2 separate regions of the Homo sapiens genome follow, and region 2 is linked to region 1. The links are chromatin loops, found by intact Hi-C in ENCODE. Cell type or tissue: A673. All regions are shown on one strand.

Region 1 (5,000 bases):
AAGGTGACAAAAGAAAAAGTGAGATAAGCACATCCTATAATTAAACATTTGCATCCAAGACCAAAGCATTCCTCTTTTTAAATCTTATTTTCAAAATTATAATTAGAGTATTTGCTTACAGATTTTCATATTTCAATACAATCACAATAGTTTGTTTGTTTGTTTATTTTGTTTTGTTTTTGGAGATGGAGTCTTACTCCGTCACCAAGGCTGGAGTGCAGTGGCGCAACCTCAGCTCACTGCAACCTCTGCCTCCTGGTATCAAGCGATTCTTGTGCCTCTGCCTCCCAATAAAATCACAATAGTTATTCAACTTTAGTGAGCATTCGAATCATCTGGAAGGTTTGCTGAAACTCAGCTTGTTGCCCACCAACCCCAGGATTTCTGACTCAGAGGGTGTTGAAAAGGCCTGAGAAGGTGCATTCTAACAAGTTCCCAGGGATGATGATGATGTTGCCGTTCTAGGAACACATTTTGAGCAGCATTCGTCAAAAGTTTTATTCAAATAGAGTAATTTTTGAATCACATGTAGAAATATCACAGCATCCTAAGCCAGCTAATTTATTTCCTATCATTCTGCTAGATTTAAGGGTTATTTTTTAATGTACAGTAACCCAGTAGAATGTGTAAATTTCCAAATGTCTTAAAACACACTTTAAAAGGCTATCGTTGTATCATATTTTTAAAAATGTTGCGATGTTATAGCATTCATTCTCAAACATATAATACCGGTGATTGAGTACCACAGCCTACACATTTGTATTCTCTGTGTCCTGGGGATTCAGACATGAATAAATGATCCATGTGTCTGCTTTGGCGGAACTCAGTGGATACTGACAGGTAAATGGGAGAACAGACCAGAAAGACACAAACGGCAGAGTGCTGTCTTGTAAAGACGAACAAAGGACTGGGATTGTGCCAGGCTGGGGCAGTGGTGCTCTTCACGTAGAAGCCCTTATTCAAACAGAAGCCTTATTTGGCTGGCTCTTAAAAGTGAATAGGAATATTCTGGACTAAGAAAGGGAAAGGATCCCCCAAACAGATGGAAAAATATATACAACCCTATTTTGTGATTTAAAAATATGCTACCTCAACCGTCAATCTAATTTTGGAAATTAGATGTATATGTCTAAGATAACGTGCATTAGCAATATGCAGCTATTTATTTTATTAGCATTACATTTTAAAAGAGAATGAAACAGATCTGAAAGTGTGTGTCAGTATTAAATATCCTGGTAAAGGGTTCGGTCCACAATTGCTGAAAGATTCAAGTCAATAGCATGATTCTTTTAAAGGGAAGTAAATCAGGGAAGGCTCCCTGGAGGAGGTGTCTTCGCCAGTTCTCACAGAACATTTGGGATTTGAGTGCAGGCTCTACAGGGAGAGCAGGGTGAGTATAGATAGTCCCCAATTTGCAAGATAACAACACAAGGGCCATGAACGTTTTTCTGATCCTGAACTATTTTCAGAGTATCTCTGCCAGTGTAATATACTAAAAAGAAAAAGGGATATTTTTCTGTCTATGCATTACAATAGTAGATTGCTTTGTATTGGATTTGGGGTGTTTAAAGGGCCACCCTACCATAAATCCTTTGACATTTATATTTTCACATGATATAACATTTATGATTTTGGCAATGAAGAATGAGTTTCACTCCAACTGCTAATAGCTCCCGTTAGTCTTTTTTAACTTAAAAGAAGAAAAACTAACAAGTTTCTGTCTCTCACAAACCAAAACAATAGGCTCTTTCTAAAAAGCTGTCATCGAAAAAAATAAACAAGAGAAATCCTTATTAATGGTAAAGGAAGATTTTTGTGTGTGTTCCAAACTATTTTTAAATGCCTTTCATCTTGGGGATCCTGTGACTGAGGGACTTGCTCTCCTTACTTTAATCAGTGAAGGAGAATGAGCTGGCCAGGGGGGCCTGGCTGGATGGAGGGTGGGACTCTGCTGCTGCGCAGGCCAGCCTGAGCCTGCTACATGCCAGTAAGTCAAGGTCGATATAATGATTTCTGAACAAAGAGATGAATGTCTTTGCCAATCCCCTTGGTGTTATCCAGACCACATCTTCCCTGCACTAACACGTAATTGTAAGTTTATTTTTTGCTAGTCTCTGTCTCTTCAAAGGAGGGCTGTATTTAGGCAAAAATAATTATTAAGATGGAATTCACATTTGACTGTTGTTTCACTTTGCTGCTGAAAGGGAATTTTACCACCGCCCCATCTGCTTTGAAGATGGCAATAAAGTCAGCAAGTTATACTCTCTTCCTGAATTAGTTCCTAATTAATTTTGTATTTTAGATTTACTACCTGTCTTCCCTTCTCAGTTTAAAGCCCTCCCCTTACATCTGCTTCTCGCACAGTCCACGAGCCAAGAAGGCAGAGATAGTGCCAGCTATGAAAAGAAACAATAGCAATTAGGATGAAGTGGTGTTCGTTCCTTGAAGAAAGCTATGTGCTCAGCTGAAGGATAGTTAGAAAGCTCGCTTCATAGCCCTTATGTGAGGAAAAAGGATCTAGGGTGAGTGATTGTATTTCCAAGAGTTCAGCAGTCAGAGAACCTGCCTGCCAAACTGTTTAATCCTACTCTTATGTGTTCTTAGATTTAACAGGGTCAACTGGAATCGTTATTTGTTGGTGCATTTAAGGAGTACAAATGCATTTTATGTGAGCAAAGGGTTAACTGATTTGGGACTAGTGATGACATTTTTTGAGAAAGTGGGGAAACCTTAAGCATTTTTCCACCTGGTTTGGATCTGTGCAAGACTGCCTTCCAAAAAAAAGAAAAAAGTAAAGGCGTTGTTCTGGCTCTAATGGCATCGTGAAACCAGGAAGGATGCGTTAGTCTTGGGAGACCCTGGGCCCTTCTGGCAATGACTCCTTTCACCTTCCCTCCCACTTCCTCATACCCTGTAAAAGAGACGGCACTCTATTCCAAGAGTGACAAGCTGGGAGTTAGGAGTCTTTTTTCTTTCTTTCCTTCCTTCCTTCCTTCCTTCCTTCCTTCCTTCCTTCCTTCCTTCCTTCCTTCCTCCCTTCCTTTCTTTTTTTGAGATGGAGTGTCACTCTGTTGCCCAGGCTGGAGTGCAGTGGCATGATCTTGGCTCACTGCAAGCTCCGCCTCCCGGGTTCAAGCTATTCTCCTGCCTCAGCCTCCCGAGTAGCTGGGATTACAGACGCCCGGCTAATTTTAGTATTTTTAGGAGAGACGGCGTTTCACCGTGTTGGCCAAGCTGATCTCGAACTCCTGACTTCAGGTGATTCACCCGCCTCGGCCTCTCGAAGTACTGGGATTACAGGCGTGAGCCACTGCGCCTGGCCAGGAATAATTTTTAATGGCATCTCTGTGAGTGAGACCCACTTAGAAAAAGGGGGCGCTTCATTACACTTCAGGTCTGACAATAACATTGGTCCCTACAGGGTTGTTTTGTTATAATGGTGAAGAGAAAACAGCTGCTACCCATCGGGCCCCCGGTGTGTACAGGATCTGCCCCTTCTCCCTCGGCCTGTGTGGCTTTACTCCAGGGACTCCAGTTTCCTCCCACATCCCCAAGAGGTGTCCTTTAGCCCTTTGAGCTGGTGCGTCCTCAGGGCCCAGTGTGAGTGTGGGGGCGTGTGAATGAGTGTGAGTGTGACAGTGGGTGTGGGTGAGTGTGGGTGACCGGGAGGGAGTTTGGGTGAATGCAGGTGAGGGTGAATGTGGGTGAGTGTGGGTGAGCAGGAGGGAGTGTGGGTGAGTGGGTGAGTGAAGGTGTTTGTGGGTGAGGGTGAGTGGGTGAGGGTGAGTGTGGGAGTGGGTGACTGTGAATGTGAGAGTGGGTGTGGGTGAATACAGGTGAGTGGGAGGAAGTGGGGGGTGAGAGTGTGAGAGTGTGAGGGTGAGTGTGGGTGACTGTAGGTGAGTGAGGGTGACTGGGTGTGAGTGAGGGTGAGTGTGGGTGAGATGAGGTGAGGGTGTGAGTGTGGGGGTGAGGGTGAATGCAGATGAATGTGAATGTGTGAGGGTGAGTGTGACTGGGTGAGTGTGGGTGTGTGTGAGGGTCAGTGAGGTTGAGTGAGGGTGTGTGAGGGTGAGTGTGGGTGAGGGTCACTGAGTGTAGGTGATTGTGAGTGTGGGTGTGAGTGTGGGTGAGGGTGTATGAGTGAGGGTGCAGGTGTGTGGGTGAGAGTGGGTGATGGTGAGGGTGAGTGTGAGGGTGTGTGAGTGTGAGGGTGAGTGGGTGTAGGTGAGGGTGAGGGTGTGGGTGAATGTGAGTGGGTGGGTGTGTGGGTGAGGGTGTATGTGGGTGTGGGTGAGGGTGAGCATCAGTGTGGCTGAGTGTGCTTGGGTGGGTGAGTGAGGGTGAATGAGGGTGAGTTTGGGTCAGTGTGGGTGAGTGTGTAGGTGAGTGTGACAGAGTAAATGAGCAAGGGTGTGTGTGGGTCAGTGTGGGTGTGTGGGTATGTGTGAATGTGTGGGTGTGTGACTAAGGGTGAGTGTGAGTGAGTGTGGGTGAGGGTGAAAGTGAGTGTGAGTGAGGGTGAGGGTGTGTGGGTGTGTGGGTGACGGTGAGGGTGAGTGAGGGTGTGTGTGAATGTGATTGGGTGGGTGTGTGGGTGAGTGAGGGTGTGTGGGTGAGTGAGCATCGGTGTGGGTGTGATTGGGTGGGTGAGTGTGGGTGAGGGTGAATGAAGGTGAGTGAAGGTGAACGAGGGTGAGTGTGGGTGAGTGAGGGTGAATGAGGGTGAGTGTGGGTGAGTGAGGGTGAATGAGGGGGAGTAGGGGTGAGGGTGAATGAGGGGGAGTGTGGGTCAGTGTGGGTGCGTGTGTGAGAGTGAATGAGGGTGTTTCTGGGTGCGTGTGTGTGGGTGAGTGTGAGTGAGAGTGAATGAGTGAGGGTGTTTGTGGGTGCGTGTGTGTGGGTGAGTGGAGTGAGAGAATGAGTGAGGGTGTTTGTGGGTGCGTGTGAGTGTGTGGGTGAGTGTGAGTGAGAAAGAATGAGTGAGGGTGTTTGTGGGT
Region 2 (5,000 bases), 65 kb after region 1:
TTCTTGAGGTACATCAGGAGTTCTAGTCAAATAAGAGTAACGTAAAGATAAAAGTAAATTATTGTTAAAAATGTTTTTTTAACACTTAACAAAGATGATTGCTCTAGCAAAGATCTAAAAATAATAGTGACATAAGCAAGTTGCAAATTCATTTATTCTCTCCCATAGTATTCCAAGTTTAAGCAGTCTGGTGCTGCTAGGGTGTCTCTGTGGTATCAGGGACCCAGGCTCTCCTATCCTGTGGCTCAGTCATTCTCAACATGCAATTTTAATCTTGTAATTCTAAGATTGCTGCTCCAGTTATCATCCATCTATATTTCAGACAGCTTTAAAGATAGAATAGAAGTCATTCCACTTTCCTTTGAAGACAGAGTTTAGAAATCACAAATTCATTCTTCTGGGAGCTAGATTTTATGAAAATTTCAAAAAATAAAAATAAATTACAAATTTCCTTCTGCTCATATATCCCTGACTGGGACTTAGTTATATTCCCATGCCTAATTGCAAGGGAGACTAAGAAATACAGTCTTTAGATGGTCAGCCAACTGCCCAGCTAAAATGCTGGGATTTCATTTTTAAAGAAGGAGAAGAATGGATATTGATGAGACAATACGACTTTTTGCCATGTAAGTGAGACAATTATTAATAATTACTGTGATTTATTGTAGTCTGTAGAATAACCTTGAAAAACACTCCTGGGTTGTCCTTCTGTGTCTTCTTTTTTTTTTTTTTTTTTTTTTGAGACGGAGTCTCGCTCTGTCGCCCAGGCTGGAGTGCAGTGGCGGGATCTCGGCTCACTGCAAGCTCCGCCTCCCGGGTTCACGCCATTCTCCTGCCTCAGCCTCCCAAGTAGCTGGGACTACAGGCGCCCGCCACTACGCCCGGCTAATTTTTTTGTATTTTTAGTAGAGACGGGGTTTCACCGTTTTAGCCGGGATGGTCTCGATCTCCTGACCTCGTGATCCGCCCGCCTCGGCCTCCCAAAGTGCTGGGATTACAGGCGTGAGCCACCGCGCCCGGCCCTGTGTCTTCTTAAATATCTATCTAGAGTGCTTTTCTTTAGTTCTGCTCTACCTGGCTAACTCCTGCCCAAACTTTAAAATTTCTCTAAGGTAATATTCCCCTAAGAAGCTTTCACTGATACCCAAGGATGGTTTAGGTAATTATCCACTGTACCTCCACGATACCTTGTGCATATCCATTTGGTGGCAGTTCTAATAACATATTTTAATTACTTCCTCCGTGTCACTGTTTTTCTCTAATCTAAAAACCTTCAGGTAAGGACTGTTTTATTCTTTATATTCCTAGACTGAGATCTGGTATATCTTAGGTACACATATATTTTTAAATGATTAAATTGATGAATTAATAATTAGGGTTGCTTTTAGGCATTCCAGAATATTCAGTGAAGTACAGGGAGATCCCAGGCATAGAAGTGCACCTGCCAATGGCTTTGAGTTCCAAGTCCAAATTCTAGTATTCTCTCATTGGTGAACATGTTTTGTTCTTGTCATTTGGTACAGGACATGCTATATATTCGTCAGAAACATTCATGAAATAAAGTCAAAGGAAAACACTGTGTGCTTTCAATGATGAGCAGAGATGTGCAGCTGTGCCAATTTTGCACTGCATACCTCCATGAGATGTGATTTCACAGGGACTGTAAATTCATACAGTGAGGGCTTGCACGAATATAGAGGCCCTAATCAATTAAGCCTATTAAACATTCTTACCCAGTAAATAAATTCTTATAAATTGAACATAATTAGGTTTTAAAAAATACTGTGAGATATTAAATATAACATTCCAGAAACAAAGTATCTAAGATAATTAGTGTAATTTACAATGTTGCCTGGAAAGTTTACTTAATGTGTTGTTTATTGTTTATGAGGAGGTATGTAGAGACAAGATGTAAAGATATATGAAAGAGAACACTTAATGCAACAATTCTTATTTACAAAAAAACTAGGTCTAAGTTGGTTTGTGAAAACACAAATTGATGCACAGGAGATAAAAATCTAATCACTGGCTCATGTGTTTAATCCCAGCACTTTGCGAGGCCGAGGTGGGAGGATCACCTGAGGTCAGGAGTTCGAGACCAGTCAGGAGTTTCACCAACATGGTGAAACCCCATCTCTACTAAAAATACAAAAATTAGCTGGGCATGGTGGCGGGCGCCTGTAATCCTGGCTACTTGGGTGGCTGAGGCGGGAGAATTGCTTGAACCTGGGAGGCAGAGGTTGCAGTGAGCCAAGATTGCCCCACTGCACTCCAGCCTGGGCAACAGAGCAAGAATATGTCTCGAAAAAAAAAATCTAATTACATCCTTTATATATAAATAAATATATATATATATAATTAATGGATTCCTGAAGAGTATTTTAATCACTTCATATTTTACTATTAACCCAATCTAGTTTTCTTTTTTTCTTCCCCTAGCTGTGGGTTGGGAAATTTTTATTAGCATTCAGATTGAATATACATATATAGATAAGAGATTTTCATAGCCTGTTTGTAGTTGGCTAGGTTTAACATGATTATTTTGATACTGAAAATTATGTTTTTCAGTAAGTTCTTTTTAAAGGTTGTTAAATTAAAAGTATTTGTAATTCTCAAAATGACATCATCTTTTGCTCTATATCAGTTTTTAAACAAATTATCTAATTGGTCATGACGTTGGATTTACATTATTATAGACACCAAGTATAGTGCTTAGCAGATAGGTCCTCAATAAATGGCAACTTTTCTTTTTACGTGTTACATTTGTTAGATTAATATATACCAAAATCCAGAGATTAGAGAAGTAAATCTAGAACAGATGTATCCTTAGAACTTCCTGCAATGACATGACAAAAATATTCCATAGTCCTGTACTGTCTAATACACCAACCGCCATAATCTGCAGCTACTGAGTACTTAAATGTGACTTGTGCAAGCAAATAATTAAATTTTCAGTTTCACTTAACTGATTTAAATTCAACTGAGTTGCCACATGTGGCTAGTGGCTAGTATTGGACAATGCAAGTCAAAAAGATTATGTTAACACTGTCTTTACAAGTTATTCATTTGGATTTAGCACAGGAAGTCAACATTTCTCCTGCATTCTTAAAAGCATTAGTGAGTCCAAAAATTAATTTGAATTTGTGCTTGGAAGAAGATTATATGATTTAATTTTGTAATCTATGGTATTGTGTAAAAAGAAAAAATCACTCAGTGATTTTCTATTCAGTTTTAAAAGTTACTCTACAGTTTCTGCTATTTAAAAATTCTAGTCATAATGGACATTATAAAATAAAAATGTTAGGGATGCATATTTTGAAAATTAATATATTATGCTGATAAACTCTGATTCAGACTAAAATTCATTATTTATCAAGCTCATACTACTATTCTGAAATCCCAGGTTTTTCAGTAGAAAGAGAAAACTTAGGAAAAGACTTCAGATAAGACTTCAAGGAAACAATCATGATACTGGTTTATAAAATACTGTAGTTAAATGGAACAACATACTTGTTAATGGGGAAAAATGTTCTTACAGTATCTCACCGCTTATAAACTAGATTCTAAGTGATTTTTCACTACAGAAATGTCTGATTTTAAATAAATAGTTAGAAACATCAGGCAGATTAGATTCAAATCTAAAGCATTAAATGATTAGCAGATTGCACCTGGCAACAAACTCAGGTACTATGTCTTATGTCTTATGTGTTAGAGGTACAGTCAGATGAAAAGCAAGTGAAGAAATGGGAAACTGTACATTAAGTGGCTGGCTTGCAAAAAAAAAAAAATAGCCATCTGCAATCAGTTACAGTTGACTGCAACAAAAAATAGTTTCCAGGGATCAAAGGAAATGAAAGGCTGACCAGGGCAACCAGAATATCCCACAGTGTGTTAAATATTTATTACAGAGCCACTTTGCCCCCAAACAATCTGATTCCTGGCATATTTCCACTAAAATAGCTCATCAGTAATTAATTTGGTGTGCCATTTTGCCTAAAATTAGTAATTAATGTTAGTCTATGGGCATTATATTGAACTGTTTTCACCAAAGAATTCAATCTCCCTCCCTTTAAAAACGTGATAAAACAGCCATTTTACATTTTGTTTAGAACTTGAGCCATATATTAAAAAGAAAGAAGGAAAGACACAAAAGCATTGCAATCTCCATGAAGGAGACACCAAAGTGATATTCTCAATTTAGTTGATGGTTTTCAAGGTCCTTGCATTTTTTCTCTTCCACTTCTTGATATTATGAGTACTATAATATGAATAGATCTTTCAGCCAGTCTCTGAGCTTTAATGAACTATTAAGGCATGTTCATGGTATTTTCTTTTCAATGGTTCTCTCTCAAAGTTTAACAGGTTGTAAATGGAAACCCTGAAAAATGATGCATTTTTCAAGTACCATTTTCCTGATCTTTTGAAATTAATCTTTTTTCTAAATGAGAACAATATTATCAGCAAAAAGAAAACTGCTGCATTAGGTGATCCTAATCACCCAATGTGAGAAACACCTCACCTTGTCCCATCTTTCCTGTGTTTTAGCAAAATCACTACATAAGTGCTATATATATATATATATATATATATATATATATATATATATATATATCTTTCAAAGACTTCAGTTTCAAGGAATACAATATTTTATTTAGTGAAGTTATCTGAAGTTAAATTACTGTTTTTCTAGAAAGCAAGCTCAACAAATTGTCCATTCACATCTTGTGACATTTCCTCTCCAATTCATCTCTGGAGCCTACTTTTAGCAAAGGTTGATTTCAACCAAATTTATTTCTCTAGTTTGTCTTCACTTTCCCCCAAACCTAATTTGCGGGAATTCTTTTTTCTTTTTAAATTGTTTAGTATTATTTTAGTTTTTGTTTTTTACCCTAAAGACATGAGATTAAGCACCAACCGAAGGTCAGTCCCCACATAGTTGTCACATCCCTTTACTCATTCTAAGAGGTTGCCCCAGGTCCCAGTCACCTTCCTGCAATCAC

What was found. Hi-C counts contacts between places; a loop is a spot of excess contacts. Peaks named below come from ENCODE experiments on the same cell type or tissue, not always from the same donor. Only the 100,000 strongest peaks of a DNase experiment are listed, where the experiment ranks them.
Region 2: it touches region 1 in a loop (4-fold over the local background); 1 of 110 quality-filtered maps calls a loop at or near these places.

Annotation. Positions count from the first base shown.
Region 1 is chr4:180,562,257-180,567,256 of GRCh38, forward strand. No RefSeq gene overlaps it. Among named protein-coding and RNA genes, the nearest start is that of LINC00290, 590 kb to the right of the region's middle. In A673, no CTCF peak of the experiment used is centred here; DNase peaks (open chromatin) are centred at 2,035, 2,865, 3,215 and 3,375; H3K4me3 peaks cover 2,281 bases; H3K27ac peaks cover 4,832 bases.
Region 2 is chr4:180,627,568-180,632,567 of GRCh38, forward strand. No RefSeq gene overlaps it. Among named protein-coding and RNA genes, the nearest start is that of LINC00290, 530 kb to the right of the region's middle. In A673, no CTCF peak of the experiment used is centred here; a DNase peak (open chromatin) is centred at 2,944; H3K27ac peaks cover 1,731 bases.